2 separate regions of the Homo sapiens genome follow, and region 1 is linked to region 2. The links are chromatin loops, found by intact Hi-C in ENCODE. Cell type or tissue: IMR-90. All regions are shown on one strand. Links, peaks and the distances in the headings refer to the core of each region. The heading gives the core; the rest is flanking DNA.

Region 1 (5,383 bases), core at 153-5,152, 93 kb before region 2:
TAGTTGACAAAAGGTAATTTTCTAATTGTATCATTGTCAATAGTGGGGAAGGGTGGAGTCTACAGAGGAAATAAAAGAGTAGGTTGAGTAGTAGAAGGATAAATGTTATGTTCTTTGGATTTAGCACCAAGGAAGTCATTGAAGAGGAGTTTCAATGTAGAGTTTCAATATATTTATTGGTAGATAAAGTGGGTGTGAGGAAGTACAGGTAGTGAGAGTACTTAACTCTTAAGAATCTCAGATTTGCTGGGCTTGCGTGTATAGTCCCAGCTGCTGGAGCGCTGATGTGGGAGTATCTCTTGAGATCAGGAGTTAAAGGCTGCAGTGAGCTATGATCATGCCATTGCATTCTAGCCTTGACAACAGAATGAGACCTCATCTCTTAAAACAAAAAATTAAAAAAGAATCTCAGATTTGAAGACAAAAGGGAGGAGGCAGGAAAAATGATACTATGTCTTCTTCTGTTTTGGTGGGGAAGAAAGAAGAGAAGCATGTAGGTGAATAACTAGGTCACCTGGGTAGTAGAGCAAAGAAACTAGATGTGGGTTGAACCCTATCAGAGATATTGCTAGGCAGATTGGGTATACAAATAAGGAGGCCAAGTGCGTTATTTTCAAAAGTGTTTAAAATAATGGATCATGAGATTGAGGTGGGATAATAGATGTAGTGGAACTAGGGAAGGGCTGGAACATAGAGTTACAGGAGATATTGGAGCATGGGCCTAGAGGGCTCAGTAAGGTTCAAGAATAAGTATAGTAAGAGTGTGAATTAACTGCAAGGTTATGAAGAAAGAGTAGATCATTGTGGTTTAATATTTCATTGGGATATGTTGGGTGATGGCAGCTTCCAGGTGTTGGAAGACAGTTCTCCATGGTTCTCACATTTATACACATCTTGTGAGTGGCAGCCCTGACTGCCTTTGTTCTTTTCAAGGTTGTTTATGTTGTTTATATAGCAAGCAAACAGCCTTGGAAAACAGAGGCACTATCATTCAAATTTCTCCTGTAATTCAGTCCACTGTGTGTATAAATGTCATCTTGCCCCAGGTCACCCTGTCAGAATGGGGAACTTAGGCAAATGCTAACAGTCTGGCTTTTGCTATTGCCACGAGTATTAAAGTCCTCTGTGTCCAATGCAGGAGTCTTGTGTCATCTTCTACCAGCATCTATGAAACTGTGGTGAACTAACTTGTCACTTTACAAGTACAGTAAGATCTTAGACTCTTTGTAGTTTTTGACACCAAGATGTGGTTTTAGGCATACTGAAGGAGAGTCTGAATGAAAGCCATTGAAATTGAGAATATTTGAGGACTGTGCGAGTTGTTCATACAGTTGGCCTTAACTCGCTAGCACACCCACCCACTCTTGTGGTCCAGGGATGTTGGGATACTGTGGTTCAAGGTCTTACCAAGATCACATGTAGCAGGAAAGAGTTGCCTAAAGAAAAGTACGTCGGGCGCGGTGGCTCAAGCCTGTAATCCCAGCACTTGGGGAGGCCGAGGTGGGCGGATCACAAGGTCAGGAGATCGAGACCATCCTGGCTAACATGGTGAAACCCTGTCTCTACTAAAAAATACAAAAAAAAATTAGTCGGGCATGGTGGCGGGCGCCTGTAGTCCCAGCTACTCGGAAGGCTGAGGCAGGAGAATGGCGTCAACCTGGGAGGCGGAGCTTGTAGTGAGCCGAGATGGTGCCACTGCACTCCAGCCTGGGCAACAGAGCAAGACTCCGTCTCAAAAAAAAAAAAAAAAAAAAAAGAAAAGTAATGGGCAGACGAAGAGATAAAGAGACACCTATTAATAAATGATAGAGCTGGAATTTAAGATGAACTATGTCTGACTACGAAGTCCCTGGAATTTTTTTTTTTTTTAAATACATCTTTCTGCCTTTACTGGAGGCTGTATTAGTCCATTCTCACACTGCTATAAATGAGAATGAGTAATTTAGTAGGAAGAAAAGAGATTTAGTTGACCCACAGTTCTGCAGGCTGTACAGGAAGCATGGCTGGGAGGCCTCAGGAAACTTACAATCATGTCAGAAGGCGACGAGGAAATAAACACATCTTTACCATGGTGGAGCAGGAGAGAGAAAATGAAGAGGGAAAGTTTGAAACTGCTACATACTTTCAAACAACCAGATCTGGTGAGAACTCTTATCAGGAGAACAGCAAGGGGGAAGTCTGCCCCCATGATTCAGTCACCCCACCATCAGGTTCCCCCCCCAACACTTGCAGATTACAGTTCAACATGAGATTTAGGTGAGGACACAGAGCCAAACGATATCAGAGGTAAGAATCATATCCCCTTTGAAAGTTAGATAAATCTGTATTACAACTTGAAGAGTTTTTTTTTTGGTTTTTTTTTTTTTTTGGTTTTAGTACAAATGGTGAAGTTTTCACATGTTCTCAAAAGAATGCTAATACAGAATATGCCTTATCAATCCTCTGTTCTGTTCCAGGAAGCTATTATTTAACTGAGTAGTATTTGGGAGAATAAATTTTGAAGACCTGCTTGCTTAAATAAATAACTTGTTAAAAGAAGATAAAAAGTGAAAGTAGATGTGAATAGTCTTTTTGAAATTTAGCTTGAATTCAGATGTTGAAGACAAACAGTAATATAGTGTGCATCAATTAATTGGCATGTCCATGAAATAGAATGTTATGGCTAACTGAATTGGCTGAGGATTAACTTTATTTAATAGAGTTATTTTTTGCAACTTGTAAGGTTGAGATTGCATGTAATGCAAAGACTCATGTTTAATTCATGTAGGTGTTTAGAATTTTATTCCAGCTATCTAATTATAGCATCATGGAGATGAAGTAATGATAGCCTATTGTTTTCCATTAATAATATAAATATTTATTAATGTATTTATCACCTGTGGCAAATGACCTAGTTTTCATTTCCATTTTTATAGATGAAGAATTAGGGACATGAAGGTTTAATTAGATTTGATAAATGTTTACAAAGCGTCTACTCAATTCGAGACACCATGCTCAATCCTTGGGAAAACAGAATTTAAAAATCTGGAGAGTCACAATCAATATTGAACAGTTTGTTTAAAGTTTTGTATTTGGGGGCATAACACCAGTAGAATCCGGTTTATTTTTTAAAACTTTTCTGCTCCTTTCTATGGCCTCTCTTTTGTATTTTTTCAGAAATGTAGCTATAAGCAGTGAGAGTGTTATAGTAGATAGATCTGACTTATCTGAGAAGCCATTTAACTGTGGTATATAATCTAATCTCCTACTGATTGTAGGATGCACCTTCATTTTATGTGCCACTAAGAAAAAATCATGCCAAGTAAACTATGACACAGCAGTATTATAATACATAACCTGATTTTAGAGATTTATTTAAATAAATAAATCTCTTAGGATCTATTAAACATGGCATGTCAAAGAACTTAGAGTTCCTTTTAACTCTTTCAGGTGTTGCATATACAGTTAAAAGATGTGTATATGATTGTTCATCACTATGGTAGCTCATATTTAGAAACCATGTAAATTGCCCGTAACAGATGAATAAATTATGGCACATCTGTAAAAATGGGGCATTATGTTGTGTCTCAGTTTCTTCATCTGCATCAAGTTGATTTTAGTGCTTACCTCATAGAGTTTTTAAAACTAAATTAGTTAGTACATGTAAAATGTCCTGGCACATATTAACTGAAAACCTGGTTGTTTAGACAGAAAACACAGGAGCATCTTAGTTATTAACCAACATTATTATTGTAACACTTATGATTTAGAATCATGATTTAGAAGACTAATGAAGTGCAAAGATGTTTTTAATATAAGTGAAAGATACATAGTGTATTCCCAGTTTTGGTTAGGAGATTTTTAGGCCAGGCATAGTGGCTTATGCATGTAATCCCAGCTCTTTGGGAGGCCAAGGCGGGTCTAAGAGTTGGAGACCAGCCTGGGCAACATGGCAAGAAGCCATCTCTACAAAAAATATAAAAATAAGCTGGGCATGGTGGTATGCACTTCTAGTAGTCCCAGCTACTTAGGAGGCTGAGGTGGGAGGATTGCTTGAGCCCAGGAAGTCGAGGCCACAAAAGCTGAGATTGTGCCACCGCACTCCTGCCTGGATGACAGAGACCCTGTCTCAAAAAAATTATTATGGATTCATTTGAGAATTAGTTTTTCACATTGTGATGCTTCCTCTCTACACAGTTAGGAATGTATCACCTAAGAAGTTGATTCTATATAGCCACAATGTAATTAGCTTAGGAAATTTAACATTAATATAATACTATTAAAAAACATATAATCCATAACCAAGCATCTCGTTGTTCGAGCAATGTCCTAATTGATAGCCAGTTTAAGAAGAAATTGATGTAGAAGTCAAGTATCAAACGTTGCATTTAGTTGTTGTCTCTTTAGTCTCCTTTAATCTAAAATAGTCCCAGCACTTTGGGAAGCCAAGGTGGGTGGATCACTTGAGGTCAGGAGTTCGAGACCAGCCTGGCCAATATGGTGAAATCCAATCACTACTAAAAATACAAAAACTAGCCGAGTGACGTGGCTCGTGCCTGTAATCCCAGCTACTTGGGAGGTTCAGGCAGGAGAATCACTTGAACCCAGGAGGCAGGGGTTTCAGGGAGCCGAGATCACACCCAGCCTGGGTGACACAGCGAGACTCAGTCTCAAAAAATAAAACAGTTACCAGGATTTTCTACCTTTCATGACATTGACATTTTCTTGAGTTCAGACTAGTTGTTTTGCAGTGTTGCTCAGCTGGGATTTGTCTGATTTGTTTCCTCCTGAAAAGATTCATGTTAAGCATATTTGATGGAAATACCACGTAGATGATGTCTTGTTCTCAGTGCATTGTATCAAGGGACATATGATATTAGTTTATCCCATCATCCGTGATACTAAATTTGATCCCTTGGTTAAGGTGTCGTCTACCAGATCTACTGTGAAGCTTTCATTTCCCTGTGAGATATTACTTGAGGCTTTGAAATTTCTGTTCCCCAATAGTCTTTCATGCAGTGTGTTTAATATATCCATTGATGATCTTTGCCTGAATCTGTTGTAACTTTGGTGGTAATAATGTGATGATTTTCTGTTTCTATCAATGCTTCCATATTTATTTCTTGGCATGCTTTGGTTATGAAGAACTTCATCTGTCCATCCAAACATCCATCCATTCACTAATCTCTCCAGTATCGAGTAGACTCAAGTTTATTTTTTTAAGTTCACTGTGTTACGTAATTCCTGTTATTATTCATCTTAATGCTCAGATTGTCCCACATTTGGCCAATGGGAGTCCTTCAACTTGGCACTTGTGCCCTTTTGAAATTTTTCAACAGTTTATAAAAATTTCCTTAATTTCTAGTAAAACAGATGCTGTAGGCTTATCTTGTCTTCTTTTCTG
Region 2 (5,383 bases), core at 118-5,117:
TGAATCTTAATGCTTTTGCTTATTAATGGCAGCAAAGGTTTTTGAGTCTATGAAACGCCAGACACTGTGTGTGCTCTCTTCAGTAAGCCGTCTTCCTCTTCTGCATCTTCAGTGCTAATAAGCTGTGGGATCTTTCCACTAAAAGGTGGGGGTTTCTTGGCTTGGAGGTACCCAGTCTTTCCGAAAGACTCATCAAGGGTCCCAGTATTAACTGTTCCAAACATCAGTTAAGAAATGTAGGCTAAGCAGTGACAGTCATTTGTGTAGTCTTTGGTATCTCATCTTACCAACCTTAAAATGATGACGTTCATGATTTCAGTTTCCCAGCAGAAATTAATATGGAATGTAGTAGATGTTTTTATACACCAAAATGACTCTATCTGGTAAAATTAATAACTTTTAATTTCTCTTTTGAAAGTCTCTTGTTTAGATAAATGCCTTTACTAGAAAAACAACTACCACATTAATTTTAGCTAACCCGTTTGGGAAATTGGTCATTTCCAATAATACTTTCATTTATTGTATCAACTTTTGCCAGCCATCTTTTAAAAATAGATACTTTCCTTCTTTAGCATACGCTAAAGATACTTTATCTTTTTTTGATGATCATCATTATGCAAATTAGTTGTTGTGCCATACTCCTTTCTATTTTGATCTTTAGTATATATAGATCTAATAGATAGGGAAACTAAGATAATTCAGAGACTAGATCAAGAAAATGCCACCCCTCTGAAATTTGAAGCTAATAAGGATAAATATTAATATAAAGCCCTTGGCAGAAGGAACCCTTCCTAAAAAAGAGTATATTTCTAGTTCTAGTGAGAGTTGGATCTTTGGATTCTTATCTAAGGCAAGTGATGAGACTGATAATTGAAAGCAAAAAGGTATTCCAAGTGATATATTGATATGTCACATAGATGACTGCATGAACGAGAGTCAAAAGGCTGGGAGTGTTTCCTTGCTTTGGAAGTGCTAAGGCATCTAGAAGTACACTTTATAAAGTTAATAATAAACTAAAATGAGAATGCTATCCTCAGTGTCTTCTTGGAGGACCACCGTATCCGCATTCTGTACTGTGTTTTCTCTGTTGGTCCTATTTTTCTCTGCCCTGTCCTGTGGTCAGCTGTTACTTCTTGGTGTCAACAGACTGTCTCGAGATAAGACTGTTTCTTCCTCCTTCTAATTAATTTTCCATTTCTAATCTATTAAATGTGTAGTGGATCTTTTTTAGAATTGTATCTACAGTAAGAGTAAATTGGCTCTACAAAAGCTATTTTTAAGTATTAGGATCTGAGACGTCAACAGATGGGACTGGTAATATCTGTTTTTTCTGTTGAATTGTTTGTATTTTTCTTATTCTATATTGTTTTATTAATAGCTAAGATTCCCAAAGAATTGACTTCTGGAGAGAGAAAAAAATCTTAACTGTATCTCTGTTTATGAATTGTGTGTTTTATGTGCCCTCTACTACTAAATACATGGTAAGTGAACAGCACGATCTTCATGTTGAAGTTATAACTTACCTTTTCCCGAGGGACAGTTGATTGTTAAACAGGACTGAAGAGTACCAACTTACTGACTTTGTCTGCATATTTTTAATAAGAGGAAAAACAAAACCCAGAAATTGACAGATTTAATTTACACATTAAAGTGTGAACTATAAAATACACGCTTTGAGATAATAGAAAGCAAGGATGGTACATCCCAGAAACTGTTTCCGTGAACCATAAACGCACATTTTCATGCTTTGTAAGTGGGCTGAAGGCCAAGATGCAATGTCATGATGTGAGTCTGTCCAGAAATACAGCTTCTTCTCTGTGTTATTTTGCTTACAACTACTGTGTTGTCTTAGTCTCTTGTGTGCAGTTATACATATCCAAATGTCCCCCATCTTTTGTTCTTGTTATTCAGCTTCTTTACGATAGAAGTGCTTTAGTTCTTTGCCGATATTTTCAAGAGTTTTGTTCTGAAATAACTGCAATGATTTTAGTTTATAAAAGCTTCAGTTTGATTTCATTCATGAAAAAGAAGAACAATTCTACTTTAACATTTGTGGTTCTGTTAAATCTGAGAATTATTTCAGGCCACTGAGAGTCTTCTGTGAGTAACAGCATTTTGTATACAAGAGATTTGCCTCCAAAATGTCAAATTTTAAGGTCATAATATTCTTGGAAAGTGGGAGAGAGCATGCACATCAAAGAAAGCATTTTTATTACAGTGGATTACGCAATACTTTGGCCAGCCTCCTTAGCTTCATCTGTTTAAGGGTTCATTTTCGCTTGTTTGGCACAGGTCCCAGTGAGGCCTTCAGAATTGTGGTTAGCAACATGAATGAATTACAAACTTTGGACGAGCTCTTCAGTTAGTAGAGCTGGCTTGCTGCCAAAAAGACAGTGCCTTATATGGGGTCAGGGCAAAGCTGTGATTCGTTGAGTCCTGCATTGTATAGAAAACATACTTGGGATGCCTGTTTGCTTTCTTTTAAAATAAAAACAAAACAAAACAGAAAAAGCAGCAGGCTTCCAAGTCTATCAAAATAGGAAGTAACAAAATAGTGTGCAGGTTTTACTAATGACAGAGTTAAGCAATGGAAATACAGCTCCCTGTAGCTAAAATACTAGAAGTAAAAGTTGGACTTTTGACCTCCTTAGCCAGCTTGTGATATGAGAGATTGAAGCATTTGGTTAGATACCTGTTGTCTTCCTGCTTTTATGTTTCAGATGGCTTAATAAGATTAATTAGTCTCATGTCCACATGGTTGCTGTGCCACTGGGGTTTGGTATCAGCTAGATATGTTGAAAATTAAAAGCAGGAATAGTTACCTTCCAACGTGCCAGTTCTTCTTTTTTAAAAATTTGTAGTTATGGCCAGGCGCGGTGGCTCACGCCTATAATCCCAGCTCTTTGGGAGGCCGAGGCGGGTGGATCACCTGAGGTCAGGAGTTTGAGACTAACCTGGCCAACATGGTGAAACTCCGTCTGTACTAAAAATACAAAAAATTTAGCTGGGCGTGGTGGCGGGCGCCTCCTGTAATCCCAGCCACTGGGAAGTCTGAGGCAGAATTGCTTGAACCCTAGAGGCGGAGGTTGCAGTGAGCCGAGAACGCGCCATTGCACTCCAGCCTGGGTAAGAGTGAAACTCTTTCTCAAAAAAAAAAAAAAAAAAATTGTAGTTACGTAACTTTTTTTTTTTTTTTTGAGACGGAGTCTCGCTCTGTCGCCCAGGCTGGAGTGCAGTGGCGTGATCTCCTCTCACTGCAAGCTCCACCTCCTGGGTTCACGCCATTCTCCTGCCTCAGCCTCCCGAGTAGCTGGGACTACAGGCGCCCGCCACCATGCACGGCTAATTTTTTGTATTTTTAGTAGAGACGGGGGTTTCACCATGTTACCCAGGATGGTCTCGATCTCCTGATCTCGTGATCTGCCCACGTCAGCCTCCCAAAGTGCTGGGATTACAGGCGTGAGCCACCGCGCCCGGCCTAGTTATGTAACTTTTAAAAAATTGACATGTTGAATGGTAAAACAAGTAAGAACGAAATTTGCTTTTCAGAAGGTCACAAATTTTGCTTATATTCTTAGGTTGGAGAATATAATTACTAGATCTATTAGAAGGGAAAACTTTTAATATATTTTCACATATAATTCATTTATCATTGTAATTTTTTCCATTTAGGCAAATACTCTATCTGGATCTTCTCTCAGTCAGGCACCATCTCATATGTATGGCAATAGATCAAATTCATCAATGGCAGCTCTTATAGCTCAGTCTGAAAACAATCAAACAGGTAAGTTTTCAAGAATTACTAACTCTAAAACCCTACTCTCACCTACTTTAATTTTTTTCCCCTTTTGGTTCATTTTATTTGAAAACATGCAGGGATGTGGTTAGTAGAGGATTTGTACTTTAAAAAAATATTCACAGTTGGAAAATGTTAAATATTTCAGGTGCTGGTTATGTTAACTAGCTTGATTTTATTATTCCACATTACATTCATATATCATAACATCAATTTGTACTCCAAATTTATATAATTACAAACTGTCAATTTACAATAAAAAAGAATCACAGTTGGAAGTAAATAGTATGCTGTGCTGCAAAATAGCAATGTCCTTTTTTTTTTTTTTTTTTTTTTTTTATTGTCTGAAATGGAAATGTTTCAACAGAGCCATCAGCAAGCAGGAATGCAGCAGTGTCTCCTGTGACTTTTGTGATTGATGTGTTCAGTTCTCAGTTCTATGCAATGAAAGTAACATAACACTGGGCTTTTCTGTGAATAGCCTAAACCTTTATTTGCATAATTCATGAAATTGTATTACACAAACTTGGTTAAAAAAATCCTGTTAGAGAATTTCTGCAGTGTTTAGTAATCCTGTGAATGTTCACCAGTTGACGTTTTGTCGCATTTGTCTCTTGTACTGTCTTAATGAGCCACTGGATTTGCTTTGTTTCATTGCATCCTTAAGGATTGGTTGACATGTCCAAGTAGTCATGCCTGTTTGGGGGAAGGGAATGGATTTAGCAGTTCACCAAGAATGGATCAGTCTGTCTTTACCGTTTAAGGGTCAGAGGTTACCTGACTCAGAATAAGGGGAGGACAACCTTGAAAGAGGCCAGATAAGGTGATTTTTATAAGGAACTAACTGCAGGGGAAATACAAGTTACTTTCCAAGCAGAGATATATGATATTACCTAAGGAATATTTTGAAAAGTTAATTTTTTTCTTTAAAATTCAGGATTCTGTATTCCTACTTGTTTTTGTCAATTTGGAAATTTAGTGTTTTATGTAATTTTATTCTTGGTGTAAGGCTCTAGTGTCTAACACCATAATTTTAGTCTTGGTGTGCAGCTCTATGTAAATGTGTTTTATGGCTTGTCTTGGGATGCAAAGTGTTAAAAAATACAAAGCATACGGATTTGCTGTGATAAGCATACAGATTAGCTGTCCACAGCTGTGATTCATTACTTTAACCGTAGAAATTAAAAGTGGCTGAGGGGAGGGTACAGCAAATGCAAACCACGCTTCTGTGCTGTAAAATTGAAAGGAATGAAAGAACAGAACATAATCCATGGCCTTCTACACCCACAAAAACGTGTAGGGACAACGCCTTACATGCCACAGTTCAGCAATTCTGAACTAGCAACATGCTAGATCTTCTATTTTCGTGGGAACTGCAAAGATAGTGGTAAAGGTTTAATGTATGTTTTAGGAAAAATCAGGGCAAGAGTTTAAAACCTCTTATCTAGTGAGAGTCACTTTATCAGCTCTGAAATATTTACACTACAGATCAAGATCTTGGAGACAATAGCCGCAACCTAGTTGGCAGAGGAAGCTCACCCCGAGGAAGTCTCTCGCCACGGTAAGCGCTATTTACACTGCAAAGTA

Evidence for each region. Peaks named below come from ENCODE experiments on the same cell type or tissue, not always from the same donor. Only the 100,000 strongest peaks of a DNase experiment are listed, where the experiment ranks them.
Region 1: a loop joins it to region 2, with 2.1 times the contacts of the local background. A loop is called at or near these places in 2 of 110 quality-filtered maps.

The regions. Positions count from the first base shown.
Region 1 is chr10:21,629,580-21,634,962 of GRCh38, forward strand. All of the region lies in intron 8 of MLLT10 (MLLT10 histone lysine methyltransferase DOT1L cofactor), which reads left to right. Among named protein-coding and RNA genes, the nearest start is that of MLLT10, 98 kb to the left of the region's middle. In IMR-90, for the core only: no CTCF peak of the experiment used is centred there; no DNase peak of the experiment used is centred there.
Region 2 is chr10:21,722,572-21,727,954 of GRCh38, forward strand. It overlaps MLLT10 (MLLT10 histone lysine methyltransferase DOT1L cofactor), which reads left to right. Exons shown (of 23, transcript NM_001195626.3): 15 at 3,673-3,784; 16 at 5,285-5,357. It overlaps LOC107984214 (a long non-coding RNA gene), which reads right to left. Exons shown (of 2, transcript XR_001747388.2): 2 at 3,952-4,492. Among named protein-coding and RNA genes, the nearest start is that of MLLT10, 190 kb to the left of the region's middle. RefSeq lists an enhancer at 3,951-4,452. In IMR-90, for the core only: no CTCF peak of the experiment used is centred there; a DNase peak (open chromatin) is centred at 2,300.